Linked DNA regions of Mus musculus: regions 2, 3 and 4 are each linked to region 1. A link is a loop called in an ENCODE intact Hi-C map of the cell type or tissue named here. Cell type or tissue: gastrocnemius. All regions are shown on one strand.

Evidence for each region. Hi-C counts contacts between places; a loop is a spot of excess contacts. Peaks named below come from ENCODE experiments on the same cell type or tissue, not always from the same donor. Only the 100,000 strongest peaks of a DNase experiment are listed, where the experiment ranks them.
Region 2: a loop joins it to region 1, with 10 times the contacts of the local background. A loop is called at or near these places in 17 of 42 quality-filtered maps.
Region 3: a loop joins it to region 1, with 5 times the contacts of the local background. A loop is called at or near these places in 10 of 42 quality-filtered maps.
Region 4: a loop joins it to region 1, with 5 times the contacts of the local background. A loop is called at or near these places in 38 of 42 quality-filtered maps.

What each region holds. Positions count from the first base shown.
Region 1 is chr10:86,460,377-86,468,376 of GRCm38, forward strand. It overlaps Syn3 (synapsin III), which reads right to left. Exons shown (of 14, transcript NM_013722.3): 2 at 6,603-7,059. The coding sequence starts at 6,913. Among named protein-coding and RNA genes, the nearest start is that of Syn3, 35 kb to the right of the region's middle. In gastrocnemius, a CTCF peak has its summit at 3,646 (motif pointing left); DNase peaks (open chromatin) are centred at 3,348 and 3,632.
Region 2 is chr10:86,179,214-86,187,213 of GRCm38, forward strand. All of the region lies in intron 6 of Syn3 (synapsin III), which reads right to left. It overlaps Gm35636 (a long non-coding RNA gene), which reads left to right. Exons shown (of 8, transcript XR_003949028.1): 5 at 971-7,704. Among named protein-coding and RNA genes, the nearest start is that of Gm35636, 21 kb to the left of the region's middle. In gastrocnemius, a CTCF peak has its summit at 3,142 (motif pointing right); a DNase peak (open chromatin) is centred at 3,158; H3K27ac peaks cover 531 bases.
Region 3 is chr10:86,018,747-86,026,746 of GRCm38, forward strand. It overlaps Fbxo7 (F-box protein 7), which reads left to right and starts at 3,183. Exons shown (of 9, transcript NM_153195.2): 1 at 3,183-3,398; 2 at 5,670-5,964. The coding sequence starts at 3,277. In gastrocnemius, a CTCF peak has its summit at 3,121 (motif pointing right); a DNase peak (open chromatin) is centred at 3,124; H3K4me3 peaks cover 1,880 bases; H3K27ac peaks cover 1,822 bases.
Region 4 is chr10:85,969,279-85,977,278 of GRCm38, forward strand. It overlaps Bpifc (BPI fold containing family C), which reads right to left. Exons shown (of 16, transcript NM_177772.4): 11 at 6,916-7,086; 12 at 6,094-6,161. Among named protein-coding and RNA genes, the nearest start is that of Rtcb, 15 kb to the left of the region's middle. In gastrocnemius, no CTCF peak of the experiment used is centred here; a DNase peak (open chromatin) is centred at 3,861.

The DNA of each region.
Region 1 (8,000 bases):
ATGTGAGAAGGCCAATCATAATTGTGGCAGGGACCATTCCCTGGGCAGGAGACCCTGGTCCGTTTAAAATGGAGAGAACAACACGGGTGGCAATATGCTCACTCTCACTAACAATGGGTTCTATGTATGTAACCACATACCTTAAGTTCCAGCCCCCGAGAGTCCCCCAGTATAACAGGTCACAAACTGGAGCTGTTGGGCATAAAAGAACCATCTCCTCTTTGTGTTGCTTTTGTCAGAATATTTTATCCCAGCAACAGGAGAAGACATTAAGCCCATTCATAAAGCTATTCATGTAATAATGAGGACATGGCCGGTCCTTGGAGTTTGTTGATTCTTGTGTGTCTTTGTCTTCTGTTCCATCCAAACTGCCCAGCATCTCCTTCATGGCCAGCATGGGAGGCTTGGGTAGGAAGGTGGCTCTTATTTTTGCCCCAAGCTCAGCTACTCTGCTTTCCTTGAGCAGGTATGAGCATCTTCTGCTGTTTCCTTCTTGGTCAGTCCACTGGGAAGTGCTGGTGGGCAACGCTATGTACTGATAGTGCCTATGACTTCTGTGTAACTGTCTCCACCAGAGTCAGTGTGATTTTCTGTTAGGTTGAATCGAGGTGAGAGCAAGTAGAATTTAAGCATGCTACCACGCTCATTCCTCATTGTCACACTCATACCTTGTCATTGCCAATCATTTCCCAGATCATTGCACATTTCCCCATCTCTGTCATCTGTACTGCTCTATGCATAGAAACATAATGACACCATTTAGGAGTGGGCAGGCCACTGGTGGGAGAGAAGACACAGACCCCCATCTCAGTCTTGTTCAACCTAGAAGTGTCACAGGCGCTCAGCCAGGACTACCATTAACTGTGCCTTACCAGGCAAATGAGGTATGACAGCCTCTAGGCTTCATGCATGGTGGCTATGGAGCACTTCAAATGAAGGACACCCTTTCTACTTGTCAAATTGACAAGGAAGGGGTGGTGGTAAGCAGACATAAGACAGGTCATTGTTAGATGGAACTGCAGTTTGAGAACAAGTTAGCTGAGAGGAGAGAGGACCACCAGGACAAATCTTACCTGCATCTACGAGTCCCAGTGCCCCTGCTCTCTCTCCAGAGAACCTGCAAGCAGGAGGGCTCACCTGCTCCACCTGGTTATGGTCTTTGTAATTGCTAAGTAACAGAATGTTTTTTATTTTGACATTCAAAACTAGGGCTCTGGTTGGTGCACCTATATGTCTTCCTGCTTGCTTTTGTATGTGTACATGTGCAAGAGGTAGTCATGTGTGTGTATGTATGGGGTGTGTGCATCTGTGGATGCCAAAGGTAAACCTCATGTGTTGTCCCTCATCTCCTGCCCACCTTCTTGTTGAGACAAGATCTCTCACTGAACATGGAAATTACCAGGAAGGTTAGAATAGGGATAGACACCGAGTCCCAGGGCTCTTGCTGTGTCCGGGTCCTCATTGCTAGATTACAAGCGTGTGCCACCACATCCAGCTTCTTATGTGTGTTCTGGGGATTGAATTTAGGACCTTCTCAGACTCTCCTTTCTCTTTTAAAAACAATCCTAAGCATTCACTTTTCATGGACTCTAGCATACTGATAAAGAGCTAAGATTTCATAGTATAGGGATTAGAATTGTGACCCCTTCCATTATGTGTGTAGTACCACTGACTACCAAGGTCAGGTACCTGCAAATTCATAATGTCACACTGATTAGACAGGGAGAGGGACAATGACATGCAAAGACCGTGCACTGATTGTGCATTGAACTCTAGATAATATAAAGATGACTGAGCAACCCGAGGAAAAGTCAATTACAACCTGCTGTGATATGAGCCACAAGGCTGTGGTGAAGAAGCTAAATCAGGGAGGTAGCCACCAGCACTGTGAACAAGACGTTCGTGTCAGATGTGGTACCCGGAAGAGGCAACATCTTCACCTATTGAAGCTTCTAAGGATGAACAGAAGTTGGCCAGGTAAACATGGTAGGGAAGGGTATTTGGGGGAACAGGAGCAGAAACTGGTAAGGTGAGTTGTGCTTAGGAATCACTTGTCTGCAAAGCAGGATGTAGAGCTGAAGACATACACAGAACCAGTGTGTGTGTGTGTGTGTGTGTGTGTGTGTGTGTCACATGCTTGTGACTTTAAACTCAAAGTTTAGGCTTGTGATGCATCACCAAAGGGTGGAAGTTGATTTGTTTTCAGAGAGGATGCAACGATGCTAGGTTGGAAGGTAACCAGGAGACAAGGTCAAGACTGGAAGCTTGAAGCCAGGGCAACTGCTGGAAACTCTAGGCAAGGAAGCCAGTGCCTGCCGGGGCAGCAGGCTGAAGGAAACAGCTTAGAAACTGACTTGCGTGCTCACGGGCATCCCAGGACTGACTGCTTTGTCCCATCCCAGAGGACAGACCTGCTACCAAGCCAGACCTCTATTAGGGTGGCCAGAAGCTCCCTAGAGACCCAAGGCATGGCTAGGTTCACCTCCACAAGCTGCATCTTAAAGTACTCCGCCGTGAACCCTTGCGGCAAAGCTGTCTTGGGATCTCAGTTTGTTCTCAGAAAATGCAAACACTATAAACCTGATCAAAATCAAAAGCCTATGGCTGAGAAAGGCTCAAGGGGAGGACACCCCCACTACTCTTTCTCCCAAGGGACCGGCTGTCAAACTGCCTTCTAAATATGTTTATACTCATAACCGAGTGCAGCTCTCAGCCTGGGGCTTTTTTCCCCCTAGAGGATGTTGGTTAATGCAAAGATTAATATCTGGCGCAAGAGCTGAGAATATGTGATTGATGAGCATAATCATCAATTGATGATTATTGATGATCCATAGTTGGGACATCTATATCATTCCCTGTCAAGGCCTGGAAGCATCATAGAATTTAAGAGTGGCAGGATGCGAGGGTTGTCATGAAACGTTGTCACCCCAATATGACATTGTCACTGTAACTATGGACACACAGACCCTTCCACATTCAATCAGAGAGAGAGAGAGAGAGAGAGAGAGAGAGAGAGAGAGGGAGAGGGAGAGAGAGAGAGCACCAGTGTCCACAAGATCCCACCCTTTCCTGAGGCGCTGATGACTGTTAATGGTTGCTGTGAGGGGGTGTGTCATTTTCTCTAAGGGTGTAGCTACTGAGGGACTAGATGGGAAGAAAAATAAGGAAAAATAAATGCAAGGTCCCTTTCCCAGGGATCTGGCCATTTCTCAGGTGGAATTGATTGGACCCACAGATTTAAATAATCTGCCAGCTGGCCTCTGAGAAGAGGCGTGGGTTCCCAACACACTCTCTGCTTGCAAGGAAACCTCATGAGGCAGCTTGGCCCTGGACCAACAGAGAAAGACAGTTTGCAGGGCTGAGTCTGAGAAGGGTCAGGAAGCGGACAGCAGTGTGCCCCTGGTTCTGGGTGTGGGTGTGGGGGGTAGGGTCACTCTCAGCCCTGACAGTCGAAGCCCCTCTCATTATCATCTCAAAAGGGAAGGAAGAGGCTGTGGGAGCTGGTTTCTTCTCTTTTCACAACTTCTCCTTCCTCTCTGGAGACCTTCACACAAAGCAGGAGAGGCTGGGAAGAAGCTGGACCTGGAGGCAGCTGGCTCCGCCAGGATACATTGGACCGTGGGGCTAGCCTGCCACCTGCTGGCTAATTTTGGTAGCTGTAGTCAGGCAGTTTTGGAGACTTCTACAGGTAGGAGAGAGAATCTTCTGGTGTCTGCAAGCTGTTAGTTCTGGAAACAGTCTCCCTATGTAGCAGAGGCTGGCCTTGAACTCCCAGTCCTCTCAGACTCTGCCTCCTAAGTGCAAGGATTACAGTTGTGCCCTACCACAACCAGCAAGACCGATTCGAAGGCACCCAGGGAACATTAATTTGGAGAGAGCTGGGAATGCCACTGAGATGGTAAGAGGTTAGGAGGGCATAAAGATGTAAGAAAGGAGTTTGAAGGAGAAGCTGATGAACCTGTGGTAGGAAGTCTCCCAGTCACAAACATTCAGTGAATATGTGGCCAACTCCCAGGTAAGCCCATGAGTCTCAATTTCTTTTCCCCATCAAAGGGCAAGAAGCGTGCCAGAAACCAACCACTGTTGTTCTTAAGACCCAATTGAAGTGTGAGCAAGTGATAGATGTTTCCACACACCACTCAGGGCAAAAGCATTACCTCCACCATGACTTCCAAGGGAGCCGCACCTAAGCCTTCTACACTACTTATTTCTATACATTAAGGAGATCGATGACCAACGTCAAAATTTAAATGCTACTTGACTGGGGCCACTAGCTGGATCCCAGCCTTGTTCACTGTACCTTGTCACAGTGTCACAGGCTCTGTGGGCAGATAAAGAGCAATAATATCTACTTGGCAGGTGCTAAGCAGGAAGGAATGGCAATAGGAAGCCAGACACAATGGGATGGACCCTGTCCTTTCTGCACAATACAGGGGACAAAGGCATAAACCAAGAATGCCTGGAAGGTGTTGCTGCCATGATTAATGACATACAGAGAGGTCCACAGTTCTATACAATAGTATGAATATATGCTTGCATGCCACTTGGTAGTTACCCAAGGACTTTTATATTGACTTTCATGTTATCTACTTCCATAAAGCCCCGTGAGGAGACAGGTATAGCAAGTCACAAGAGCTACAAAGCTGGGAGGGAGTTGAGGGACAGACAGAATGTGGCCTAGTTGTTTGTTACCATACCACACTCTCCATTATTAAACTTCACTTCCAAACAGGAGGCAACTTTTCTTGTCAAATAGCTGAGGCAGAGGTAAGACAACTAGCACAGAATAAGGTCCAATGTCTGGTTAGGTGCTGGGGAGATGGCTCAGTGAATGAAGTATTTGACTTGCAAGCCTTAGGGAGACTGGAGGTTAGATCCCTGAACCCCTGTAAAAGTACGGAAGGCATAGTAGCCACCTGTAATCCCAGCCCTGGGGAGGCAGAGACAGGGAGTCCTGGTGGTGCAGGGGGGTAGGGCGGGGAAACCAGTTAGCTCGTCTAGCAAGAGTTGGTAAACTCTGGGTTCATCGAGAGATTCTGCCTCTAAATAAAGTGAAGAGTGGCTCAGAATGACACCTGACATCAACTTCCACCTTCTATACATACAGCATATTTGTTAATGCACGTACATGCACCCACACGCGTGAGCACACACATACATACATGCATGCACATCACACACAGATATGCTTGTAAAAAGAAAAGGTTGGATTAGATAGAAACGGAGACTCCGTTGCTGGGTAAATGGGCAGGAGCTTTGCCCCTGGATGAGGGCCTGGAAGCAAAACCTCTGAAGCTACCAAGCCTCAAGAGCAGAGTCCCAGCATACAGCAGGCATAAGCGAGCCTGAGAGTCAAAAGCCTTGGAGAAAAGAGAAGACAACTCAGGCTGATCAGACAGAGGCAACTTCCAGACCGCCCTGGATGTTAAGATCAGATTATTTCTAGTTTGGGTGTGGGGGTTCATACCTGTAACCCCAGCACCCAAGAGGCAGGGGTAGGGAGCTCTCCATGAGTTTGGAGAGTGAGTTCTAGGCATAAAGCAATTAACAGTAAAGAGGTCGCCTCTCATCAGAAAGATGAGGCCTGCCACCTAAATCAGCTGAGCATGTTCTAGCATTGCCAAACATTAGGAATACATTTGAATAAATGAACAGCTTCGACTCCAAAGCAGAGGCTCGGCCGCCCCCAATCTGAGTCTACTTTTCTAGGGGTGCTGGCCATGTGCCAGTCTTTGGGGTTCTGGAGATAGTCATATATGAGTTTGCCACCAACACTATGCATGGGTCTACTATCAGAACAACTGTTTCGCACAGGTTCAACTCTGCTCTAGACATGGTGCTTCAATGTCTACATAATTGGGCCGATGTCCTTAACTGTAAACTATGTCTTCAGAGACTTACAGTATTTATCACCTCTCAGGATCACAACATTGGGGGATAGACTTATTCCAGAGAGGCAGACCTATATATAAGCACCGCTCCTGTGATCTGGTGCCCTGTGATTGGTCACTTACTGAATGATTACTGCCTTCAGAACTTACTGTGCGGAGGAGGCTAGAGAACTCGTCAACCCCATCCAATGGAGTATCCGAGGTCAAGCTCATGGGAGAAGTGGGATGTAAGTGTGGGTAACCTGTTCCCAAGAGTTAGGATGAGAACAGCAAGCCTCTGGTGATTCGTGTACCTTCTCAACAGCCTCATTTTGTCAGAGCGGAAGGTAACTTGGGAAACCCTGTGAGGTGTGTGTATTTCATGCTTGTTCAGAAAGGTCATATTGTTTCCCTGCTGTGTCTCCAGAACACTGGCAGTGAGTGAGCTTTTCCCATATCAAAAAACGTTAAGGCGTTTATAGCATACATGGGGAACTTTCCAGACTTGGGCCCTCTGTTGTTCATCTCAGAGCTGTTAGACTTGGAGTTGGCAGATAGCTCTGCCAGTATAAGGCCCCTAGAAAACAAGACATACAGCTTCTCCTTGATGAACGCCTCCTGCTCCCAGCTAGCCTCAGAAACTATGTAAGCCTCTTATAACACTTGCTTTCTATTCTTTCCTCCCAAGAGGTGAGATAGCCACACCCAGATTCCATCCCTGAAGCTGCTTACCAGTCTGTATGGGCGTCATCGATAACCAACAAGATCCTGGGTCTCTGAACCACGGGTGTGACAGGAGTGGGTGGTTCCATCAGCCCTGAGGGAGCCTGTGGGGTCTGTTTCATGGCACCGGAGAAGGAGCTGAACAGGCTGGATCCTGGAGATGAGAAGGAGGCAGCCAGGGGCTGGGGGTGCCTCCTCTCTGTGGCCGGGGATGCTGGAGAGCTACTGGAGCTCTCTGGGCGCTGCAGGTCCGGCATGTAGCCATTGGGCAGGTTGGCCACAAAGCTGCTGTCAGACAGCCGCCTCCGGAGGAAGTTCATGGCTGCAATAGATGGGAATTCTCCTTCCACACAGAATCAACTCGATGAGGTTTGAAGCTCAGGTTGCCAGTTACGGGGAGCTGGAGGCTTGGGGTCAGAGAGAGCTTCTGCACCATGAGAAGTGGACTTCCCAGGACTCTGTTTATCTGTTGAAAACAAGCCAACAAGCACATTAGTGGAACCAACTACCTCCCATTTAAAAGCAAATAGATAAAGCACGTTTCCAGCCCATCGTTTGTGTCTGTGAAAACTGGGACATACTTTTAGAGAGTAATTTGGCAATTTGCTTTAAAAGCATACAACTTCCATTTTTCAGGAATTCTATACTAAAAAAAAAAAAAATCGAAGAAACAGGTAAATACTTCATGCATAATTAGATTCATCACAGCCTTACTGACCCTAGGAAAACATTGGCAAGCCACCAGCATTCATAGGACAATGATAAGTCTCGAGGGCAATTGTTTCTGTCCATTCAAAAAGGCAGTGGTGGCGCACGCCTTTAATCCCAGGACTTAGGAGGCAGAGGCAGGTGGATTTCTGAGTTCGAGGCCAGCCTGGTCTACAGAATAAGTTCCAGGGCAGCCAGGGCTACACAGAGAAACCCTGTCCTGAAAAACAAAAACAAACAAACAAACAAACAAAAAAGAGTTCACATGAAGCATCTTTAGTAACAAAACTAAGTTTCATGCTGTAATATTAAATTTATCAAGCCTCATCTTGCTGGCACATGCCAACAACCCCAGCTACACTGAAGGTAGAAACCAGGAGGTCAATCGTTCAAGGTCTGGCTGGACTATAGTGAGCCCAAGGCCAGCTTGAATTACTTAGCAAGAGGCTAGAAGCAGTCTCCAAACTAAGTGGATAAATAAATATATAAATTAAAATTTAAATGGCTGGGGCAGAAAGTTCGGCAACAGAGGGGCCTGGCATGCAGGAAGCTCTGAGTTGGATCCCTAGCCCTGAATAAAAAAGAATCACAATACAAAATTACACGTACAAAATAACTACAGCCATATAAAAGTAACACAAAAGAAATAATAAATAAAACACAGCAGTGAATACATTCTGGTAACCCGTATTTATTTGT
Region 2 (8,000 bases), 280 kb before region 1:
CTGAAATGAGTGATGAATTTGCTGTTCACTCCAGTAGGTCATGGGCTTAAGAACAAAGGAGAGACCCTGCAGTCTTAGGCATAAACAAAGACGGTCAGCAGAAGTGCTGTGGGGCCGGAGACGGCCCTGAGAATGTTTCTGCCTGTGTTCAGGCCAGCTGCTAAAACATAGCACCGCAGACTTGGGAACAACACAATCCTATCTTTCATAGCCCCAAGTGTTGGGACACCAGGGTCAAGAAGCTGGACGAGTCCCTCCCTGTCAAGGGCTGCTTCCTGGTTCATAGATTTGCACATGGGACCTCATCGGTGTGATCTTAAGTGGCGGGAGAGGTGAGGGAGCATTTGTGTGTGTGTGTGTGTGTGTGTGTGTGTGTGTGTGTGTGTGTGTGTGTGTGTGTGTGTGTGTTCATGTGGGGAGTTGCATATGTGTACACTGGTTTGTCGGGAGGTCAAAGGTCAACATCAGGTGACATTCCTCAGGAGCCGTCTTCCTTGATTTTCAAGACAGGGCCTTATTTGTACCCGAATCCTGACAATTAGGCTTGCCAGTGAGCTCTGGAGAGCCTTCTCTCTTTGCCTCACCAGTACTGGGATGACAAGTATGTCGCACTATGCCCAGTTTTTCTTCCTGGGTTCTGGGAACTGAATTTAGATATTTGCACTTTGCAGACTGAATAATCTCACCAGATCTTGGAGAATTTTTATAAGGGCACTACTCTTATTTCACCAGGGCCTCAGCCTTGCAATCACTTTCCAAAGACCTCACCTCAAATCCTCTTCTTGGAGGGGAATAAGGTATTAATGTATGCAGTTGGAAGGGACACAGCATCTTGTCTGAAACAGCTTAATGTATCCTGGTTCACACTCATCTCTGCATCAGATGGGTCTTCTACCCTGCTGTGCACGATGCTCTGAGGGTCTGACTTGGGGGGAATGGTGCTTGTTTTTACTTCTTATCTGCCATGTAGGTGGTGGCACATGCCACATTCCCTACTTCAATGTATCTTCAGTGGAGTGGAGACTACTACACAGCAAAGGCTGGCCCAAGGCAGAGTGGTGCAGAATTCAGAGGAACAGTTTAAGCATCTGGCTTCTTCCTGGAACAGAGAAGACCCTGCCCTCCCCACCCAGTGCCAGGATTGTATCTTATGTATTTTGACTCTCCTATAATGCCTTGTGGTGAGCACGTGGTCCTCACAATGCTTGATGAGTAGATAAAAGGTGAATTGCTTGTTAAAGTCCCTGAGAAGGACTTGGGGACAGTGAAGAAAATGTGAAAGAGGAGGGAGAAAAAAAACAGGAAAGGGGTAGGAGCTGAGAAGGGACCTTTCCATTTTTATTGCAAAGAGGATCTGGGGAGACAGAATAAGGGGAGAGCTTGGAAAGAGGGGGAATAAGGGTAGCAGGGGTCAGGCTGGGGACAAAGGGCTCTGGGTGGCCTGGCTGATGTGACTTCCCTGAACTCTGGGTGGCTGAGTGGGTGAGGAATGGAGCTGTCAGCACCTGGGAAGCCTCGGGACTCCCAGGTAGAGTGAGTTTGTAGAGTGGGAGAGCATGTCTTACAGGGTGGTTGCCTGGCCAAGGCTATGGCATGTATCCAGCGAGTCAGAAGCTGAGCAGTGAATATCTCTTCTAGAGTTGCGAAGTACCCACCTCTCATGTTTGCCAGGCTTTTGCAAGTTATGCATTCTAACTGTAAAGTTGCCAACTGGAGGCATCCCACCACCAGCAGTCACTATTGCTCCCTTTGATGGACTAGGAATTCAGGGTGCCATTGAGAGAGGGGCGTGATATATACTCCTCCATTGGCTAAGAAGGAAACGAGGTCTAGATCTTGAAGAATGATCTTCAAGAATGAGTCCCATCTGAGGAGAAAGTCAAGGGGGACATAGGACACGAGCAAAGGAACATGGTTCATGTGGTCACAAGCACAGGAATCCCTGCTAACACGTGGCAAACAGCTTACTTGCTGGGTGCTGCTCAGAGGGCCTTGCATGCTGAACTCCATCAATTCTCACAGCAACATAGTCTGCCTGTGCTTTAGGGATCTCTTTTCTTTTCTTTTCTTTTCTTTTCTTTTCTTTTCTTTTCTTTTCTTTTCTTTTCTTTTCTTTTCTTTCTTTCTTTTTTTTTCTTCTTCGAGACAGGGTTTCTCTGTATAGCCCTGGCTGTCCTGGAACTCACTTTGTAGACCAGGCTGGCCTTGAACTCAGAAATCCGCCTGCCTCTGCCTCCCAAGTGCTGGGATCAAAGGCGTGCGCCACCATGCCCAGCTTGGGGATCTTCTTCTTATGGGTGAGGAAATGCAGGCTCTGGGAGTTCAGGGGAATAAGGAGCGGTAGGCTAGGGATGGGAGCTCACACAGGGCAGGCATTCATATGGTCCTGGCCGGGCAGGGGTGGGGGTGGGAGGGCAAGGCAAGAAGGGCTGAAGCCTATGTGGAAAGAGTTGGAATGGAGCAATGGAAGGGAAGATATTCAGATCCCAACTGGCAAGCAAGAGGGAGCCCCTGAGGGTCTGAGAAGGAGAGTGGTAGGAAGGGCAGTGAGTCTTAGCAGAAAGCTCTCACAGCCTGTAACCTCAGGCAAAGGCCTGATTCCTGGGCTGCCTTGCTATGCTCCTTATGTAAGCACTGTCTGACCCTGCCAGGCAATGCAGAGAGAGTCAGTTGACATGCCCACCTGTCCTGGTTCTGTGATGAGCTGGGTGACCCAGGGCAAGTCACCTTACCAGGGATGAGCCAGATAAACAAACAGCTGTTCTAGACAGTATAGACAACATCTAAAGCAAGTATATAGCAAGTATAGCAAATCTGTGCTCTTTCTAGAACCTTCCTTATAAGGGTCTGCTTCATTCACCAGTTCAATGATGATTCTTACAGCAAGGGCAATTAGGGGTTAGGGATCTTAAGACAAGATTAAGATGTGGTACCTCCTCGAAACTAGCTGCTTCTCAAAGCCACCTTAAGGGGAGACTGCAGCCAGTTGAAGGCAGATCAAGGCTTCTTAGAAGTTTCTCTTTTTACCTGTTACCTGTAACTCCAAGCCAATGAGCAGGCAAACCATTACCAGGTTCTGATTAGTACTGCTTGCAGGTCACCCCATCTCTAGAACAGTAGCAGGCAACTGGACCTGGGTCAGTATGGCCACCAGGTGGCGGTCTCCAGAACTTACTCAACCTGCAGAGGTTGCTGGGAAAGTGCCCTCTGTTGTCATGGAGGAGAGCTGCCACTTAACAACTTAATGTGGTGAGTCTCATCTTCAAGCAAAACAAAGAGCTTAGGGAAAGCACATAGGAGTTAGTGTAGGAGGAGGGACGTCTGGGCAAAGGAAAATGACATGACATGACATGTTGCCTCATTCAATGCAACAGAACTTTCTGGATTTCCTTCCCTGGACTCTCCCCAGCCCCAGGTCTGCATTTATGATTCTCCTGGAACACCTCCTCATAACATATGCCATGCTCAATTTACATCATATGCTTGCTTGTATCTCTTACAACTGGGATCACATCCATTTCCTCTTGGAAACACTGGTGCCGACACAGGATCTGCCCAGAGAAGGGATTAAAGTTCTTTGTTGAGTGAATGAAACTTACTCTATAGACAAATTTAAAACAGATTTGCTTGGACACCAATGCCCTGGTGAGAAAATTCGAGACCATATATACCCTCATCCTTAGCCTTGGGAATTGCATGGGAGAGATGCAGCTCAGGGTTCCCTAATGTGACCCACTGAAAGATGGACTGGCATTGAATTCACATCCAACTCTGCCCCAAAGATGTTTATCTTACTTTTATCACACAGAGTAGCAAGGCAGAAAAGAAAGTGAATCTGGGCTCAGCTGAGTCTGAAACCCATCGGAGGAATGCATAGTGTCTATCTATTTTGTGTTTTACTTCACTCCCATCTCTAATAATGGAGAGGCCTGAGTTTTAGAGTCTGACTGTTGGGGTAATCAGGCTCGGTCTGCTTGTCTATCATCTTTACTCTCTTGTGCTGCCGGAACCTCCACCTTCCTGCTGGAACTCTGGTAGGGAGGAAAGGCAGCATAGCTGCCCAGAGGCCCAACTTCCTTGCAATCCAGTCCAGCTGAAGCCAGCCCAGGGACAAGCTCAGAGTCCCTCTTGAAGGAAATGATTCAGAAACCACGGTGGCCTGGCAGCCACTGTAATTCATAGTACATCAATAGGGGAATTATGTGTAGGGCTGAGAACACCAAAGCGCTCATTTCTTTCCTTCATTCCCTCCTCTCTCTCTCTCTCTCTTTCTCTCCCTCTCCCCCCTCTCACTCTCTCCCTCCCTCTGCCTCCCTCTGCCTCCCTCTGCCTCTCTCTCTCTCTCTCTCTCTCTCTCTCTCTCTCTCTCTCTCTCTCTCTCTCTCTCTCCCCCTCCCTCCTCTTCCTCCTCTTCCTCCTCCCCCGCCTCTTCCTCCTGCTTTTGCCTTTGCCTTTCTCCTTTTGGCTGTAAATCAATTCCAAGGCAGCCCAGCACATGCTTCTCATTAATAGCTTGGGCACCACCTTGGAAGAGAAAACAAGACAGAGGAAGACTAGGATATAAAGAGACCCACCCTACAGAACGTGTGTACTAGTGTGTGTGTGTGTGTGTGTGTGTGTGTGTGTGTGCACCCTCGTGCATATGCGTGATTTTCATCACATTATGTCAACTCCAATATCTCCAATTTCCAGAAGGAATGGTCAAGGAGAAAGTTTAGATTTGGGATAGAAGTTTGAGCATGCCACTTCAATTACTTTTGTCTACTGACCGGTGAAGTGAGACCTAAAAGGGGGTGGAAGTGTCTGTCAGATGTCCAACTCAGGCACTTTGCATCTGGCTGCAGAGACTGCCATTTTAGACTTCAAATCATCACATTTTGGACAAAGCGTGATTTCTTTCCCCATGAGTTGTAAAAATAAGACTTTATGTCTAGTTTTATACCCACTGCCTGTTATTTTTTTTTCTTATTTTCAAGAGAAGGGAGGATAGTTCTGTATGAAGTCATGCATAGAGGAGGCACCTGCACAGACAAAATTGCTTTTGTCTCACGTGATTGGCTGTCTCGGTTGAGTGACATGGGTGTCTATTGGCTTCTGAGTACCTCGCTCTGTTTTTCCTTTCTATTCCTTATCTCCTGCATTTCTGTCTCCTACCTGGTGCTCTGTCCTTGGCCCCTTCTCTTCACACATCTGAGTTCATGGGTTCAAGAGGTACCAGTCAGTCCAAGGTTTCTACAACTCTTCTGTAGTCTGCTCACCTTCTCTGAGGGACAGATGTGGACACACCCCTGCACCAGCAGCATTTTCTTGGGGACCACAAATGGAATTTATCATTTGCCGTAAGGCTTGCTGATTACTTGGGTTTGTTGCTAAGCAGCCACACATTCAGTATAGTGAGGGTTTGAAACATCATAGAATTGCTGGAATCTTGAAGATCTGGAAGGGCCTGAGATGGCATAGTGCCATGACTAAGTTACTTAACTCTCTGATTTCTTCATCTGCAAAATGGAGACAGCAAAAAGAATCTATCTCTAAAGGCTCTCATCAAGAGCAAATAAGTAGATATAACACCATTAGGAGAGAGCCTGGCACACAGAACAGGCTCAGGTGATGCTGAGCCTTTTTCAAGATGCATCTTGGCACACCTGCTTGCCCCATACTTTCTCACCATTTCCCAAAGACAACAGTCAATTGGCCTCAGGATATTCCCCTGGCTTAGGATGCTCTCCATACATCTAGGAACAAATTCTTACTAAGTGCTGAGGTAGAGGCCAGCTATAGGTTCCCTTAGAAGGGGCTAGCGGCTCCCTTTTGGTTCTCGGGGAGCATTATGTTACTGCCAAGTGGCTGATAGAACTGCATCCCAGATCCCAGTCACCACTTCTCCAGCATCAGCATCAAAATCCACCTCTATACACTTGCTGAGAAGTCTGTGCTGGCTTGGACCATGGTGCTTTATTTTATCTGCTCATTCTTATTGGAAGAGCCCCCAATCTCTCTCTCCCCCTCCCCTTCCCTGCCCCTCCCCCCAATTCTGTGCGAGTGTGTGCTCGCACACACACATATGGTCTTTGGACAATCTTGGTTGTCATTCTTCAGGCACTTCCCACAGTTTATGTGAGGAAAGGTCTCTCACTGGCCAGGAACTTCTTCAAGTAAGCCCAGCTAGCTGACTAGCTAACTTCTAGGGATCCACCTATCTCTACTGCCCCGTCTCACCATTACTGGCTTACAAATTTATACCATGACACTTGGATTTGTATGTGGGATCTGGGAATTGAACTCCTGTCATCTTGCTTCCAAGGCAAGCACTTTGCCAACTGAGGAATATTTCTAGTGTGGAGGGCCTTCCTCCTTTGGGGGAACTTTCTCTTCTGAAAATACTTCCTGGGAGTCCAAGGCTAGGTTACTTGTACCTTCTTAATATCTCCAAAATGTCTTCCATGAGATTCTGTGGCATTCTGTCTTCACTGTTCCACTAGCTGTTCTCTCCATGGGACTCCAGGAGTTCTCTCACGACAGACACATTTTAGCCAGTGCTTAGAAATGACGAGCATAAGTGGACAGGAGAACTTCATGTTCCAAGAGCTCTCTCTCGATAGACTATGAGCTTCTTGAATGAATGAATCAAATGAGTGGGGTGGAAACTACCTCAGAAAAGTCTCAGTGGGCTAAGTGTCAGGCAGACTTGGCCTTATAGTAATATTCACTCTACAATGCGTCATGAGCACCATAACTTGTAGTGGGCACTGGCTCAGTAACTGAGCACAATGAGACTTACGATCTAGGGTGGAAGGTGAAATTGACCCTGGGGATGGGAGGTAGTAGTGAGTCCTGTGGCTGTGAGAAGGCTAGGCTGACTCCATGATAGGCTTCACACTGGCAGTTTAGGAGACTAGGCCTAAGAACTGGGCAAGTTCAGGCAAGTCCAGGCAAGTCAGTTACTAGAAAACAAAACAAACCAAAACAACAACAAAAACCCACCACCACCACAACAACAAAACACAACAACAACAAAATCAACCCCATTCCCCAGATCTCTCAGCAACAGTTTACAGATACCAGGCCCCATAATGGCTCTGGAATGCCTAGAGATAGAGTAAGTTAAAGTCCACCTACCCTGGTGTACTTTAAATCAGGCCTGCGAGTTCACTTGGTTGTTTCTCTATCTTGGTCACGGGAGACCCCAGCATGCTGAACTACTGTAGAAGAAAACTATTTTGAATCTGGGGTATCATTCTTCATCGAATCACAGACCCTCCCAGTTGTGTCTACAGAGGGACATTGGCAGCAGGGCTAGGGAGTAGCCCACGCCACTGTGCAGGGTTTCTGTGCTCTGATGGCCCTAGGCTTGACTGAATGCTTTGTTGTTGAAAATTCTTAAATATGCTTACTTGTGTATTCTGAGGACTGATGGTTCAGTGGATCATGCATGCAGGCAGAGGAGACATGAACAAGATGCGTGTCTGACGCTTAAGCATAGAAGTCCATTGGACTGGCATTGTGGTGTGTGGGAGACTAGGCTGACCTCAAGCAAGTCCTAGGCAAGTGGGCTAGGCTACAGCTAAGGAAGTAGGAGTGCTGACAGCAGTGAGAGTCATGCTGTCTGCTAGAACAAACTCGCTTCAGATGCAAGAACAGCGCCTGAAGAAAAACAAAGGACCCAAAAGCCCACTCATCATTCTTTCTAGCTAACACAGTGTGGTAAAAAGGGACAACACAGGGAGGGAGGGAGGGAGGGAGGGAGGGAGGGAGGGAGGGAGGGAGGGAGGGAGGGAGGGAGGGAGGAAGGATGGAGGGGGAGAGGGAGAGAGGCAGAGAGAGAGAGAGAGAGAGAGAGAGAGAGAGAGAGAGAGAGAGAGAGAGAGAGAATGATGGAGGCAGGGAGAAGGGGAGAGAGAGAAAGGAAGAGAGGCAGGGGAGGAAGGCAAGAGGGGAGGGAGAAAGAGAGAGAGAGAATATGATGCAGACAGGGAGAAGGGGAGGGAGGGAGGGATGAA
Region 3 (8,000 bases), 440 kb before region 1:
GATACCCCACCTACAATGAGTTGGACAGATTCCCTATTTTAAAGTTTAAAAACATTTAATGTCTGTAGGTGTTTTTCCTGCATGTCTGTGGATCACGTGGCTTGCCTGGTGTCCAGAGAGGCCAGAAGAAAGCACTGGATCCTCGAGAACTGGAGTTACAGATGGCTGTGAGCAGCATTGTGGGTGCTGACAATTAAATCCACAGCATAGCAAGAAGCATAGCAAGTCCCCTTGGCCCCTGAGACAATGCTAAGGCCCTACAGGTGTTCCCTGGGGCTAATTACATTTGATGTTAATTCCATTCTCCCGTGAGGGGCTGCGAACAAGGAATGAGTCAGCACTCTGGTGATTTCCTGTAAACCTTCTTCCCACCTTAATTTATAAAATAAAGGCTAGAGCCAGCGATTGGGCAGAGTAAGAGGGGAAGGTGGGGCTGAAGGTTTTGGGAGAGAAAGAGAGGAGGAGGAAAAAGGAAAGTGGAGCAGAAGAAGCACTTGGCTTGGAGAAACCAAAAGTTCTAAGTGGTCTCTTCTATGGAAAAGATGGTAGTGTAGCGGTAGATCTGCCCAGTCTTGGCGCACAGCATGTATTCATATTAATTGAGTTGTGTTTTCATTGCCAGGGCATATTTGGGTTGGAGATTTACCACAACAGTTCCCCCGCCAACCCTTTTTATAAGTCATATATATACTTCAGATTAGAGCATGGCCCTAGTAGTGCACATCTGTCAAATTCATGGCTTCTTCTCAAATTTTGAACACCTTCCTTACACTTCTGGGGAAATTCTAATAAGCTCCTAAAAAGGAGTCAGATTCTGATTTTCAGTTTCTTTTGCAGTGAGGACTCAGGTATGGGGCCCAAACTTCCTTAGTCAGATTGCACCCCATATAGACCCTTGATTGGGAAGTAAGGTGAGAAAACAGAATCTTTTGGAAGCTTGTCATTTTGTTGGTGCAGGACAGAGCAAAACCCACAAGGAATCTGAGGGTAGCAGAGACAGGGTCAGTCACTCCCCAGTCCTCCCTAGCAGTGGTGACAGCAATTTCCCGCAGACCCAACTTTGATATATTCCTAATCAGGACACGTCTTCAGTGTGGTTATAAGTTTTCTCCAGTCCTTCCTAGAATCTGCTGGGCCATATATCATCCCTTTAATTCACCCCTTCCTGGGTAGTTGCCCAGAGTCAATTTCCACTGTTTAGAACTAAAGACCGTGATATTGGAGACCCCCTCACAACTTTCCAGTGGCTTCTCATGTATTCTAGAATGTGTCTCAAACTTTTTGCCCAGCTCAAGAATATCCTCTTTCATAAAGATTGGTTTTCTATTACAACCAGTCTCAAACCAATCTGATTTATTTATCAGTATTCATGCTTTTGGTTTGATATTCTTATACTAAAATGTTGGCTTGTAGCAAAAAAAAAAAGATGGAAATAAATATGTAACTTCTGAGGCTATGTTGTAAAAGACTTCACAGTTTCTGTCTTGGTAATGCTTGGGTCGCTTACTCTCAGGGAATCCAATTATCATGTTATGTGGACATTCAAGTAGATTTCTGGAAAAAAAAAATCTGTGAAAAACTGGGGCCAATCGTTTGATGATATGTGTAGTCAAGTCTTCAGGCAGCTCTGGCAAGAGACCCTGAGACAGAATTACCTAACCACCCTGTACCCAAGTTCCCAATCTACAGAATTTGTGGGTCGACAAATGTTTATTGATGTGGGTTAGTAAGCTTTGGAGGACAATTGATATGCAGCAAAAGATTTTACTAAGACACTGTGTAACAACTAAAAGCTGCTTTAAATTTTGTGGTAACATGAAGGGGCTAAAGGAGTTGGCTTCAGCTTCAAGTTCCTAAGGGCAGCGCCAAGGAAGAAAGGAAGTAAATGCTGTTAATCCCACAGGAAAAAAAAAAATCAGTCCCACAGATTCGAGGAGAAAGACCATCAACCCCAAACCATCATGGCCAAATTAATTAATCAAGCTTTTCTTGGTATGTATACATGGGCTGGACATAGGTAAGGTAAGATTGTAATAGTTCAGGAGTAGGGGGTTTCCAGATGAGGATTTGGCAGGCAAATAGGCATGTATTACCGAAGCAGAACATAAGCATACCAAGTTGGTCATAACAGCCTCTTGAAACAAAGACATGGTTGCAAGGTGGTTACAACAGGGTCACCATAATAACCTTTTAAAATAAAGGCATGGGGCAGTACAGAGCCATTTGTAGCTAAGGTTACAGGTGGGACATAGCCCAATCCTTGAGAAACCTAGTTTGTCTTTACTATAAGATGGCTTTTACGCCTGAGATGGAGGCAGTCTGGTTTATCAAGATTTATCGTGAGAAGTGAAGAGCTATACTGTTGTGGCCTTCAAATCCATTGGGAGAAACCAAAGACTTAGGCTCAATTCAAATTTATATTAAAATGAGTTTATGCTTACTGCTAGCAGAAGGAAGGCAGCTTTAGAGCCCAAACAGCATTCCATAGGGAAGGGGGACTAAGGATAAGATGGGGTTTTAAATTGGACATCAGAAAGGTGTATATTACAACTTACCACGAAATACAAGCTGGGCAGGAAAACTGTTTTACTTTCCTCAGTTGTTTCTCACCTTCCCGCTATATAGTAATTAAAAGATCATTTCATCCCTTTCCCATAGCGATAGTGAGTTTTAAAGAAGCAAAGGCAGCAGTTACTATCCTCACAGCCATTATCCTATTCTTATCTCACCTGCAGGTCTCTAGTACCTCCCAGGCATCCAACAGCCCTTAAGGGATCCCTGGCTCCACATTAACTTTCTTTAGTCATCACAGGGGACCTGTGTACATTATTTCTCAGGCAGGTCTGAGCACTCTAATGACAGGGATAGAGCAGTTCATTTCTGGGCACGGAAACCAGTGACATCAGGTTAGGGCCGTCTGTCATGTCTCCACACTGTTGGCAGCATTCCTTCCAGAGCTAAAGATCCTGCTTGCTGGGAGGGAAGGAACAAACTCGCTCACCCCAGCAGAAGCAGAAGCAGAAGCGTAGAGACTCAAGTGCGCCCAAGCAAACCCAGCGCCTGCGCCGTGCGCGCCTCGCCTCCAGGTGGCGATGTCGCGCGCCGAGCCAGCGATAGGGAAGCGCAGGCGCTCGGCCCTCCGCTCGAGCGGAAGGCTCTAGGGGGCGTAGTCGACCGAGCGGCGAGCGCTGGGGATTCCTCGGGAGCGCAGGCCCGGAGCTCCTTGCTTTCGGTTTCTTCCCGGGGCCGACCGAAGCTTGCGGTCCGACTCTCGCCATGAAGCTGCGCGTGCGGCTTCAGAAGCGGACCCAGCCGCTCGAGGTGCCGGAGTCGGAGCCAACGCTCGGGCAGCTGCGCGCGCACCTCAGCCAGGTCCTGCTGCCCACGTTGGGGTTCAGGTGAGCCGCGTCGCTGTCGTGGGGCTCGGGGGATGGCGCGCTTCGAGCGGTCACGTGAGGCCCGGGCCTCCCGGGTGTAGCTGCACTGGGCGCCTGTGACTGTGACGCTCGGCAGCTGGGTGCTGGCCGGGGTCCGGCTCCGAGAGACCATGGCCCAGCCTCCCCCGGGTGCCGCTGTCCTCCCCGGTGAGTAGTCACTTCCGGGGTTTCGGTCGCTGCGGCCCCGAGGGCGGGAAGGGAACTCGGGAAGCTTGGCTTGCGTTAAATCTCCCGGTGTTAACTTGAGTTTACCTCTGCGGTTGGGATAGTTCAGTGGTTAAATCGGAAAAGCATCGTGCTCAAGGTGACAAAAGTCTTGACACCTTAGGTCACTGTAATTTGTGCCACTGCCCAAGGCTACAGTAACTTTAAAAACAGCTGAGCGTGCAAGTGGCAGACTGCACCTAACTGTAACTTTCTCACTTTCTCACTGTAAGGGTTCAGGAAGTACGCCTGTCAGCGGGCATTCTCTGGGTGAGAATGTTGCTTTTTTTTCACGAATAGAGGCATGACCCTAGAGAGCTTACAGTTTCATGGCAAGTTGAAAAAGGATTAGGTTCTATTACTAATTTATGGGGTTCTATTACTAATTTTTGCAGATGAAGCGTCTGTGTTTCTGCAGAAGATAGTTTCAGGACATAGAGAGATAACTGTATGGACGACCCACTTCAAGTGCTGAGCTAGAAATTTGAACTAGTGAAGAAAAAAAAAATTAAAAAGATGGGCTCTGGGGCTTCTAAAGGGAAAAATTTTCAAAGAAAAACGTTTCCCATTAATTGGCATTTTAAATAAGCCTTTTCACTTTATTTGTAGGGAGTTAAGCAAAGTGAGACCCTGAATAGATTTTTTCACCCTTCCTCCCTGCTCCCATCCCCCCATTAAGTGAGCCTGAGCTACACCTTTATTCTAGCGCTCTGGAGGAAGAGGCAGGGTTCAAGGTCAGCCTGGTCTACATAGCAAGTTCCAGACCAGCCAGTGTTACATTGTGAGACCCTGTCTAATAAGATAATAATGTTAGCCAAACCATTAAAAAAAGAGCATTTTTTCATATTAAAAGAAAATATGTTGCTGTATTATATATAATATATATTTCCATATAATGGTGACCTACCCACATGTTACTTATTGGTGTAAAACCAAGTGTTTTCAATGTTGATAACAGTTATCTCTCCTCACACTTTGAGAATTCAATTTTTAAGGTATTTACAAGTAGTCTTACTTCTCAGTTAAGCAGGGCAGTTTTGAAAGGGTTGGAAACCCAAGAGCTCTGTTTCTCTTGCATGCTGTTTTCACAGTTGCAGTTGGTTAGGTGGATGGAATTTAAGCCTCAGCTTGTGAAAGTAAACTCATTTCTCTGAAATTTTGTTCATTTAGGGAACAGAAGAGAAGCTTTAAAATGTGTTCATGTGACACATTTGTTATTCTTAAAGAGTATTTTCTAGTAAGCAGATCAAAGATTGCATATATGTATATATGCAAGCTTCTGGAATTGTATTATTTTTGGTAAAATCACCTGACCCCCCAAAATGACAGAAAATAGGGCCTTGGAAAACACTTCAGAAAAGTGGGAGGGAAAACTGGCATTTCTGTTAAACAGACCGCTCCTTATCCCATCTACAGAACGAATTGTTTGCTTGGGGAGTCCCCTTTCTGCCAAGGTTGACATGGTGTGTCCCTGGGCCCCTGGCAGGTTTTCAGCTTGTTGTTGACCAGAACATTTTGCAAGCATCAGAGCATCTTATTTCCTGAGGAGTAGGAATAGTTTTAACTCCAGTAATGTCTCTTTAATGGATGTGTCTTAAGAAAAATGAATGGGGTTGGGGGTTGGCGGGTTGGCTGAGGCGTTTGATGCACCAGCCTGACACTGGAGTTTGAAGCCCCAGCACGATGGAAAGCTGGAAGCAAAGCTGTGGGTTAAACTGGTTGATGTGTTAAGTTTAAGAAGCTCCTCATGGTCAGAGATGATGAGTACTGCAAAGTCTGTGCTTTAGAATTGGTGAAGTGTAGGTTACTGATTCGCCTCCCTGCCTACTAAAGCTCCAGTTACAAGTCTATGACCCAGGCTTTTGATGAGAACAAGTAATTTTGTCTCCTGCTTTTTCTTTCTTTCTTTCTTTTTAAAATATTATATAGAGCTTTTGGGAACATAGCATGTACTTTAATGTATTCCAAATGTATTATTTGGAATATTGGTAGGTAGCTCTTACTATGCTCATCCATCTTTCTTGGCAGTTCTGATACCCGATTTGCAATTACATTGAACAACAAGGATGCCCTCACTGGAGATGAAGAGACCTTGGCTTCATATGGGATTGTTTCTGGGGACTTGATATGTTTGGTTCTTGAAGATGACATGCCGGCACCTAACTTACCTTCATCTACAGATACAGAGCATTCCTCACTCCAGGATAATGACCAACCTTCTTTGGCTGCCACCCCAAGTCAGACTAACATCCCAGATGAACAAGGGACTGATTCATCCCAAGGACAGGCCACCCCATTTGATGCCTGGACTGATGACAGTATGGTGGGTATTGTAGATGAAGAGATGGGATAGAGTAATTGATAAGGTATATTGATTCTTCAGAGGAATTCTACACCAGTCAGCATGACTAGCATCAGTAAACTGTAGACTGTGCCCTTTGTGAACATTTTTGGTTTGATTTGGATTGGTTTGTCAAGACAGGATTTCTCTGTAGTACTGGCTATTCTCTGCTGCTCACTCTGTAGACCAGGCTGGCCTAAAACTCAGAGATTGGCCTGCCTCTGCCTCCCAAGTACTGGGATTTAAGGTGTGCCCACCACTGCCCTGCTTGAACATTTTTTTTTTTAAACTGCTGAATGTCTGCACTAATATGCTAGCACTCTAACTTGCATGGCCCCCCCACAGGAGCTCTTCTGCTCCTCAGAGGACCACTGGTCTCCTGTGCCTAGTGACTTCTTATACCACAGGCTGCCAGTCTGTTCTTTACTCTACTTTTCAGGCTGTCTGCTTCCTGCATCTTCATTGTGGCATTCTCTTGCTCTGTACTACCTCTGTCTCTTTTGACGCTAATTTTTCTATTCTGTGTTATTTCACAGAGGAGAAAAATCCCTTATTGTCCCACCCTACCTCTCCAGGTTTACTTTCTGTTCTTTTCCTGTCTCTAGTTAGTACAGATTCCCGATCCTTCCCATTTTTCCATTTTCATACTCACACAAGTGCACAACCTGCTGACCTTGTGACCAGTGAAGATGTGGCCTGGGGCCCTTGCTGACTCTCTTTTTCCTGTTTGTACTTCTGTCTGTATTCCAGAGTCCTTGCTAATTGTAGTTCAGCAATTTAAACATTTAATGGTGATCTTTGTTACTTTGTAAGTTCCTTATTATCATCATTATTATTAAGATTTATTTATTAATGTGTATAGTCAAAATAGAGCATCACACCCCATTATTAATGGTTGTGAGCTACCATGTAGTTGCTGGGAGTTGAACTCAGGACTTTTATAAGAACAGCCAGTGCCTTTCCAGTGAGCCAACTCTCCAGCCCCTAATTATTTGTTTTATATTTTTTGTGAAATGATTCTTTATTTGTTTTAGTTTTTTTAAGAGAGGGTTTCTCTGTATAACAAAACAATTAATACTGACAACATATACCATTCTTAGCCGTTTTTGTTTATTCTTATCAACCCAATTTAATTTCTTTTGCAAGCCTTAAACATTGATCCATGACATAGAATAGGCAGATATTCTGAATAGGTGGTTATTAAAATACTTAATAGGTTCATAAATTGTTAAAATAATTTCCACATACAGTAATTTTAATTTGTCTTTCAAATCATTCTTGTATCTCTGTGTGTTTCTGCTTCATAGGGCAATGTGTGCGATGGATAAGCATATGTGGCTGCATACTTAAACTTGACTCCAGACTCTGTTTTTACTGACAGGCTGGCTCTTTCAGAGAGTGCCTGCCTGAAGGTAGTGATTCCAGGTCTAAGAGCAATTCTAAGAGCATACCGTTTGTCTTGTAAGGTTTTTATGGGGTGACTATGAAACCTTGCTGGGGTGCTGAGCTTGGAGTCCTTGAATCTGTATGATCTGCAAGTTCAGTATAGAAGGGAACTGTGGAAAAGGAAGATAAATGGATGGGTAAGACTCAAAACCAGAGGAGAGGAATTTTATTTTATAACTAAATATAGGTTAGTTTTATTTCATTGCTCTTGGGAGTTACTGTTAATGACAGCAAGGGATAACCTGTATCAGACCTGACAGGAGGTGGAATGCAATTTAGCCAATTGCTTTCATTTTTTTGTCAGTGGCCTGTACAGGATTGCGTAGAAGTAATGCTTAGCTTTTTTCTGTTCTCGCACATGGAAGATGATAAACACTCATATCAGAGGGTACCAGAGCTTCTTGGACTTAGGGATATGGTTTGATAAGCCTTCAGTGGGTATGTAGTTAGCAGTTTAGGGTAATGCTTTTTTAAAAATTACACGCTTTGTCCCATGCTACTAAGTAATAAATGGCTAAAGTAGGATAATGGGGAAAAGTGAAGAGATTATTTTCATAATTTAGACTTGATAT
Region 4 (8,000 bases), 490 kb before region 1:
TTGAGGATGCAAGATGATGGGCTGCAGTATGTAGAGATGACTGACAGCCAAGAGCATCCTAAGCGCTCACTGGATACAAAGTAGCCTAGACGCTGCTGTGTTTTTTTTTTTTTGTTTTTGTTTTTTTTTTGTTTTGTTTTGTTTTTGTTGTTTTTTGTTTTTTGTTTTTTTGTTTTTTTGTAGAATTCTTAAACTGTGTGAAAAGGGGGAGAAGTCAGTGTGGGCTAGGACTTACTGATGTGTTTGTGCGGTGGGAAAGACAGACAGTCTGTGTGGTGGGGAAAGACAGTCTGTATGGTGGAGAAAGAGAGTCTTGGGCCAAAACAAGTTGTCCTTTGAGGAAAGCAGTCCATGTGCACCTCTAGAATGATACTTTGCACCCACTAATCACTTGTTCCTCCCCCAGACTAGGTAGGAATCATTGTCCTTCTCTCTGTTCTCTGGGACAAGGCACAAAATAGGTGCTCAAGAAATACTTACTGAATAGATACCCTCACATGCGCCCACACACAGACACATAGACACACACACACACACACACACACACACACACACACACGAGAGAGAGAGAGAGAGAGAGAGAGAGAGAGAGAGAGAGAGAGAGAGAGAGAGAGAGAGAGATGGGTAGGGAGTACTAGCTGGAATTGGGGGTCCCTTTAAGGTTTAAGGCATTCTAAAGCAAAGTTTTAGGAAGCTGGGGAAGCTGGCTTGGGGGTTTGGGAACTAGGAGCAACAGTTGAAGAGCTTCAATGCTAGACTGTGGTGCTCTCCCGAGGCGTTGGGCTTCCCCACTCTTCTCTGACCCCTTCTTCCCCTTTTTTGCCCGGCTTCTGCTTCTGGGCTGACCTTCTAGCCGAGATCAAACAGCTTGGCTCTCTCTTTTCCTCCTTGGGCAGCAGCTGAGATTTACAGCTTGCCTGTTCTAGGGTCTTTTTTTAAAACTCCAATACAATTGCCCTGGAACTTAAAACTAAACCAAACAAAACCAAAAACAAAACACAAAAAGATCCCCACCAGCTGTAGGTTTAACCTTCAGTTACACGTTTCTTCAGGGAGAAATACTAACAGGCAATGATTCCTCACTGCCTTAACCTTAGTACCTCCTGCAGCCTGGAAATTCTCCAGAGAAGGAGCCATTTAGAGTTTCTTCCTTTACCAGAGTCCAAAGCATCCTTACAACAGAAAATGCAGACTCGGTGTACCTGGACATGTGTTCCTAGTTCAGAAGGCTCATGTTGAGAAATATTTACCTGCCCAACTTCTGAGAAAAGTTAATAATGAGCCGTGTTTGTATTTTATGACTGTGTTACTTGGGAAGAGTTGTAGGGCGTGTATGTTTATGTATGTGTGTGTGTGTGTGTGTGTGTTGATCATGATAATAGGTAGGGAATTTGGGAATATCCAGAGTTTTCATCATACAAAAATGAAAAATTGTTTTGTTTTGTTTGTTTGTTTGTTTCGTTGGTTGGTTTTGGTTTTTTGAGACAGGGTTTCTCTGTATGGCCCTGGCTGTCCCAGAACTCACTCTGTGGATCAAGCTGGCCTCAAACTAGAAATCCACCTGCCTCTGCCTCCCGAGTGCTGGGATTAAAGGCATGCGCCACCACTGTCTGGCTTTTGTTTTGTTTTAAGTGAATCAACAATAATGTACATTTGATTACGTCAAGGGGCTTTTGTGTATGCACATACCCATTCTCACATGTGTGTGCATGTGTATGTGTATATATGTACACGTGCGCTCACATGTGAAGGTTAGAGGTCAAGGGTGGGTGTCTTCCTCAATCATTCTCTTCCTTATTTTTGGAGACAGAGTCTCTCAGTGACCCTGGAGCTCCCTGAGTTGGCTATGGAGAGAGTATCGTTTAACTTGCCCTGTGACTCTACAAAGTACCTACTATGTGCTAGCAATGCCTCCTAACACAATTCTGTTTGGCTCAAAAGGCTCCATGTCAGAACAGCATGAATCTGTCTTGTGATGTGGAGAGCCTAGTCTACAGCTTGGAAGGCCGTTCTAACTTGTCGGGCCTTTGGGGGACCAGTTTCCCCATCTTAGGTGATCAAACTTGGATCCTGGAATGGGAAGAGAGAATGAGCTGACTGGCTGCACTGGCTAGGCTTTGGGTCAGGGCCTTCATACCCACCCTGCCATCTACTCATCCATCAGCCTGTGCAGAGGCAAGATGCTCTCCTTGTGTGTAAGATGCATACACGAGTGTGAGGCTTGTCCGGTGGGAAAGCCGACACTCGAGCTTGAATAGCTTGCTTCAGCTCACACATCCACTAAGTAACAGGCAGATATGCCTGACTCCAGACGCCAAGCTTCCGACTAGACATTCGCAGAGAGGTCAGGTTCATTATCAGTGTTCCTGGCTGTCCATTCCTTTCTTCCTTTTCTGTACTTGAGCATCAGTGAGAGGCCTAGTATCACCTCCATGCAGCTCACTCTGTCCCATGTCTTCCCAGTTTCGCATGACACCAGGTTCACGGGTGTCCTGCCTCGGACAACTATATTTATTTCCTAAGTCCCAGATCTACGTGCTACTTCCGACATCTTAACTCTTTCCGATGCCAAAGGCAAGATTACAATGTAATTAAACACCTGTGGCTCTGAAATAGGTTTCAAGTTCCGGTCCAGCCATTGGACAGCTCTGTGGCCTTAAGAGTAGGTTGTCTACGCTCGGTGACCATCATGTCACCTCCAGGTGCCCACTTTGCCTACAAGACACTTACTGCACATTGGTGTCAGGTCGTGAAACAGAGTGGTAGGATTTAAGTGATGTCACGTCGCATCTGCGTTGTCCTGCCTTTGGTTCCTGGCCATTCAGGCAGTGTCAGGTGTGGGCTCCCCCTCAGGATTCTTTTTCTCCTACTGGGTTGCTTCGTCCAGCCTTGATATGAGGGTTTGTGCCTAGTCTTATTGTAATTTGTTAAGCCATCTTTGCTGGATAACCCTGGGAGGCCTGCTCTTTTATTGTTTTTCAACTTATTTATTTATTTTATGTATATGAGCACACTGTCACTGTCTTCAGACACACCAGAAGAGAGAGGGCATTGGATCCCATTACAGATGGTTGTGAGCTACCATGTGGTTGCTGGGAATTAAACTAAGGACCTCTAGAAGAACAATCAATGCTCTTAACTGCTGAACCATCTCTCCAGTCCTGTTTTGTTTTGTTTTGTTTTGTTTTGTTTTGTTTTTAAGGGAACTGGAGGAGGAGTGAATCTGGGGGAGGGGGAGAGGGGACTGGGAGGAGAGGAGGGAGAGGAAACTGCAGTCAGATGTAATATATGAGAGAAGAAAAAAAAGAAAAAAAATTCAGTGAAGTAAAGCAAGCGCCATGCTGGGACCTGGCAGAATTTAAAGCTCAGCGATAAAGAGGAGTAGAGGGTGTCTCCCAGAGCCCCTGCCAGGGATGAGACAGAGGAGCCGTAGGTAGGGGCAAAATGGGAGGCTGAGTATTAGAACGCCTGTTTAACAGGTTAAGGAACTTGCCTGAGACTACACAGCTGATAAATATCAGTACTGGGACCTAAACCCAGCTAGGCATGCTCTCTAACTCACTAGAATCCCACTCCACTGGGTTGCCTTGAGTTTCTGCCTCTCACATCTACACTACCAATGCCAAGTGGCTCAGTCAGGGGTTGGTTAGAAGGCCATGGTACGCTGGGACATTTGGAGACACGGAACTGTTGCCTGGTTCTTCTCCTTTGAGGTCTGTCTCATAGATCTCCACCCATGCCCTTCCTTTCCTGATGACTCTCTGTGACATCAGCCAAACACCAAACCAGCTCAGCCTGAACTGTCCAGCTGAGAGCCCCAAAGTGGAAGAGTTGGCTGGGGAATGATGTGGAAGGCGGGGCTGCTGCTCCCACCCCTGAGGACAAGACTGCCTTTCAGCCCAGTCTGGGCAACTTTGTTAAGTCTCTGGCTCTTTGCCCAAGTAAGGCATGACCCCACAATCCTTGCCCAAAGCCAGCTCAGAGCCTGAGTTTACTTAATATAGACTCGTCTGTAAGAGCCACCTTCAGAGTCCTTCAGTTTCTACTCTGACATTATTCATAACTTTTTAAACCTTGTACATGCATGTGTGTGTGCATAGGTGTGTGTGTGTGTGTGTGTGTGTGTGTGTGTGTGTGAGAGAGAGAGAGAGAGAGAGAGAGAGATGTGCTCATCTCTGTGTGTGTCTGTGAAAGCCAGAGTTCCATATCAGATGTCTTCCTCCATCACTCTGTATTTGTTTGTTTGAGACAAGGTCCCCAACTGACCTTGGGGATCATTGTTTCAGCCAATCTGGCTGGCCAGGAAGCCCTTAGGACCTGCCCATTTCTGCCCCTCAGCACTGGTATTAAGCTGTACACCATCATAACAACATGGTGATCTTTTACACTCCTTGCATGCATTGTCCTTGGTCCCTAAGTCTGGTGAACTCCAGATGTACTATCTTTGAACCCTTCTGCAAAGTCAGTAGTACTTGGAGGGCAAGTTTGAGTAATGCCTCAAGAAGCCATATCTCTGTGTGAACCTATTCTACAGATTCTCTTTACAACTGGATTCCTCTTCTTGTAAAACAGTATTGCATAATGAATACTTTTATGAAAAACTTTAATCTCCCAATCTCATAATCTTGGATCCTGATTTTTTTTTTGAGGGGGTGATGGCTGATCTAGTTTCCTGCCTAGTTATGAAGCTTTTCATTGCACAATTGGTTACTGTATTTATGTAGTCTTGTATTATTTTTCTATTCAACATGATTTTATTGAAAGAGTTAGGGTGGTGGGCCGACTTTCTCCTGTTGGTTTCTTAGTTCTTTGTTGTTGTTGTTGCCAAAGGACATACTTTATTAGCTCCTCGACTCTAGTTCTCCTTCTCCTGTACAATTCTGGTTAGTTTCTCAGTTCTTTTCTGACTGTTTTTATTATCTCTTCTTCTTCTTCTATGAGTTTAGCCTGGGCCCGTTAACCTTACTGTGAACGTTCCCCTTAGGTAATCTGGTTTATGACTTCAGTGATCACGGACTTTGAAGATGGTATGCAGTGAGTGACCTGTATGTAGGAACTGCAATGACCCTTCAGACCTTGTCACCTCCCCTGAGACTAGCTAGGTTATGGGCCAAGATCCTGTTAAAGTCTGTATTCTACTTACAGGACCCAGCTGTTAGAGTCTGAGAGGTCCTAGATCAGTCCAATTCCACTATGCTACACATAAGCAAACTGAAACTTGAAGTGGAAGTGGTTAATAGACTCGTGCTGGTTAGTTTTCTGCCACCTTGACACGAGCTATAGTTATCTGAGAGGAAGAGACCTCAATTGAGTACATGCCTCTGTAAGATCAAACCTGTAGAGTGTGATTGATGTAGTGATTGATGTAGGAGGGCCCAGACCATTTTTGGTGGTAGCACTCCGGCTGGTGGTCCTGGGTTCTGCAAGAAAGCAGGCTGAACAAATCACGAGGAGCAAGCAAGTAAGCAGCACCCCTCCATGATCTCTGCATTAGCTCCTACTCCCTGGTTCCTGCCCAGTTTGAGTTCCTGGATAAGCTTCCTTCAAGAGAAATGTAATGTAGAATATGCAAGCCAAATAAACCCTTTCCTCCTCAAATTGCTCTTGGTTATGGTGTTTTCTCACAGCAATACTAACCCTTACTAAGGCTAGACTTGACCGTAGCCATAAGGCCAATGAGAAGGGATTTGAAACATGATACCATAATCTCTAAAGATGTATACTGCACCTAAATATTCTCATGAACCCCTTTTCTTGCAATATCTCCATTCAATATACTCTCTCTTGAGTCGCCAAGAGGAACTTTAGTCATCACCAGAATGGGCATTGATAGAATTATTTTTATAATGACCTTGTCCCTATTTTATCTTACCATTGCTTTCATGGGAAGGAAGCAGAAAAACAGAAGTGCAATCAACTTTCTTTCACTGAGTCCAACCTTTAAAGTCATCTGTTCTGTGAGAGGCAGGGTACCAAACTGACTCACAGTCCCACAAGGCTAAAGCACTTGTTTTCTCAATGGGCCCTTTGTCTTTGGAGAATGTTCTCCAATTTGTTACCAAGGTTTACAACAGTCAAACAAACTCATCTTACCTGTTCAAAGATAAGGAGCAGATCAGTTTTTGTCCCAAAATAGCCAGGCCAACACTGGTACTAGCAACCTAAAGATGAGAAAGCCCTTGTTAATGAGGTGAGTGGCTGTCCATTTAGAAAAAAAGTATAATCTCCTACAGTGGAGACATCACGATCCCAAAGTCCCCTTTTATTCAAAGGATATTGGCAAGAACTCTCTGCATCTGGGCAGTGTGTGAGTATAAATAGCATTTGAAAGGGTGAGAAGGAAGAATGAAGGGAGTTCAAGGCCAGTTTGGGCTACATGGGGGAGATTCTGTCTCAAAACCAAACAAATAAGTGGCTCTGAAAATATTGTCTTGCAGAGAATCCATTTTCAATTAATCTTTGACAGTGCTGTGGATGAAACCCAGGGCCTTGCACATGCTAGGTAAGCAGTCTATCGCTGAGCTACAGCCCCAGCGCCCTCTTTAGTTTTGCCTTTTCCAAGTGGCTCTTCTCATTCATGTGTGTAATTTTGCTTACCATCAATGTACTCCTTTGACATTTAATTGGTCAGGGACACTTGATTACAGCTTTCTAATGTAAGTGAAAGAGAACACGGGAAGTAGATATTGGTGAGATATTTTATACACAGGTCCGTGAGCTCTTCTGTCTCCATATAGAGCCACTTCCATATATGGGTTGGTGGGTCTGTTTTTAGACAGCCTCAGTATCTACTCTATCCTCACTCTTAATTTAGGAATCACATTTACTTAAAACATCAAGAGGCTGTTGGCTAATGGCTCACAGCAGAAACAGGATGGACTCCCAAAGGCTGCCCGCCTGTATTCCCAAACTCACGAAGTCCATGGAGACGATGGGCTGGATGGTAGAGTTATCCAGTTGAGTGAGCATGATGACAGCAGCAGGGAACTCCAGGCTGAAATTGTTTCGTTGTAAGTTGACCATAGGAGGCCCTGTGGCCATCATCTGCAGTATGAACGGCTGGGACAAGACATAGATCTCTGCAATCTGTCCCATAGAGGGAGAGAAACAGAGATGGAGAGTCAGGAGCTGATGAGGGGAATCCACAAACTGGGTGATTGGTGCTAAGTGAATCTTGCATCGTGTAGTTAGAATAGAAAACACCTCTTTACTAGGCTAACAATGTGCAAAACCCAACAACAGTTGGCACTTGCTGAATACTTTCTTTGTGCCAGACACAGCACCAGGAACTTTTATCATCTCTTTTCTACTCTTCATAAAACTCCAAGTGCTGGTTTACTCTTATTCTATCTATCTATCTATCTATCTATCTATCTATCTATCTATCTATCTATCTACCTATCTTTTGGTTTTTCAAAAAAGGTTTCTCTGTGTAGTCCACCCTGGAACTCACTTTGTAGACCAGACTGGACTTTAATTTACAAGAGGTCCCCCTGCCTCTGTCTCCTGAGTGCTGGGGTTGAAGGTCACTACCTCTGGGCAGTAGTGCTGTATTATAATGGAGCATGAGTTGTGGAAAGGATAAGTGCTTTTCTCATAGTTCTTGAAGAATAAATTGTAGAACTGAAGTTCAGGTCAAGATCTGTCTGCCTTGAGTGCCTTTCTCTGAAGCATCTCGGTCTTTAAGACAAATTGAAGCCTGTGGGTCCATAATGTATGATACCTGGGATGCTCTGAAGGACTAACAGTAAGGGTTGTTTACTTAAGTCATGTGTAACTCCAGTACTTGAAATGCTGAGGCAGGAGGATCAAAAACTAAAGACTAGCCTGGGTTAAATATTGAGTTCCAGATCAGCTTGGATTACATAGTGAAACCTTGACAATAAACAAACAAATAAACAAACAAACAAACAAAGTGATTTAAGGATTAAATCTTTCGTTCAAACCAGTCATTTCTATATTTAAATGGATTATTTTAAGGGTGGTGGGACTTTGTGAAT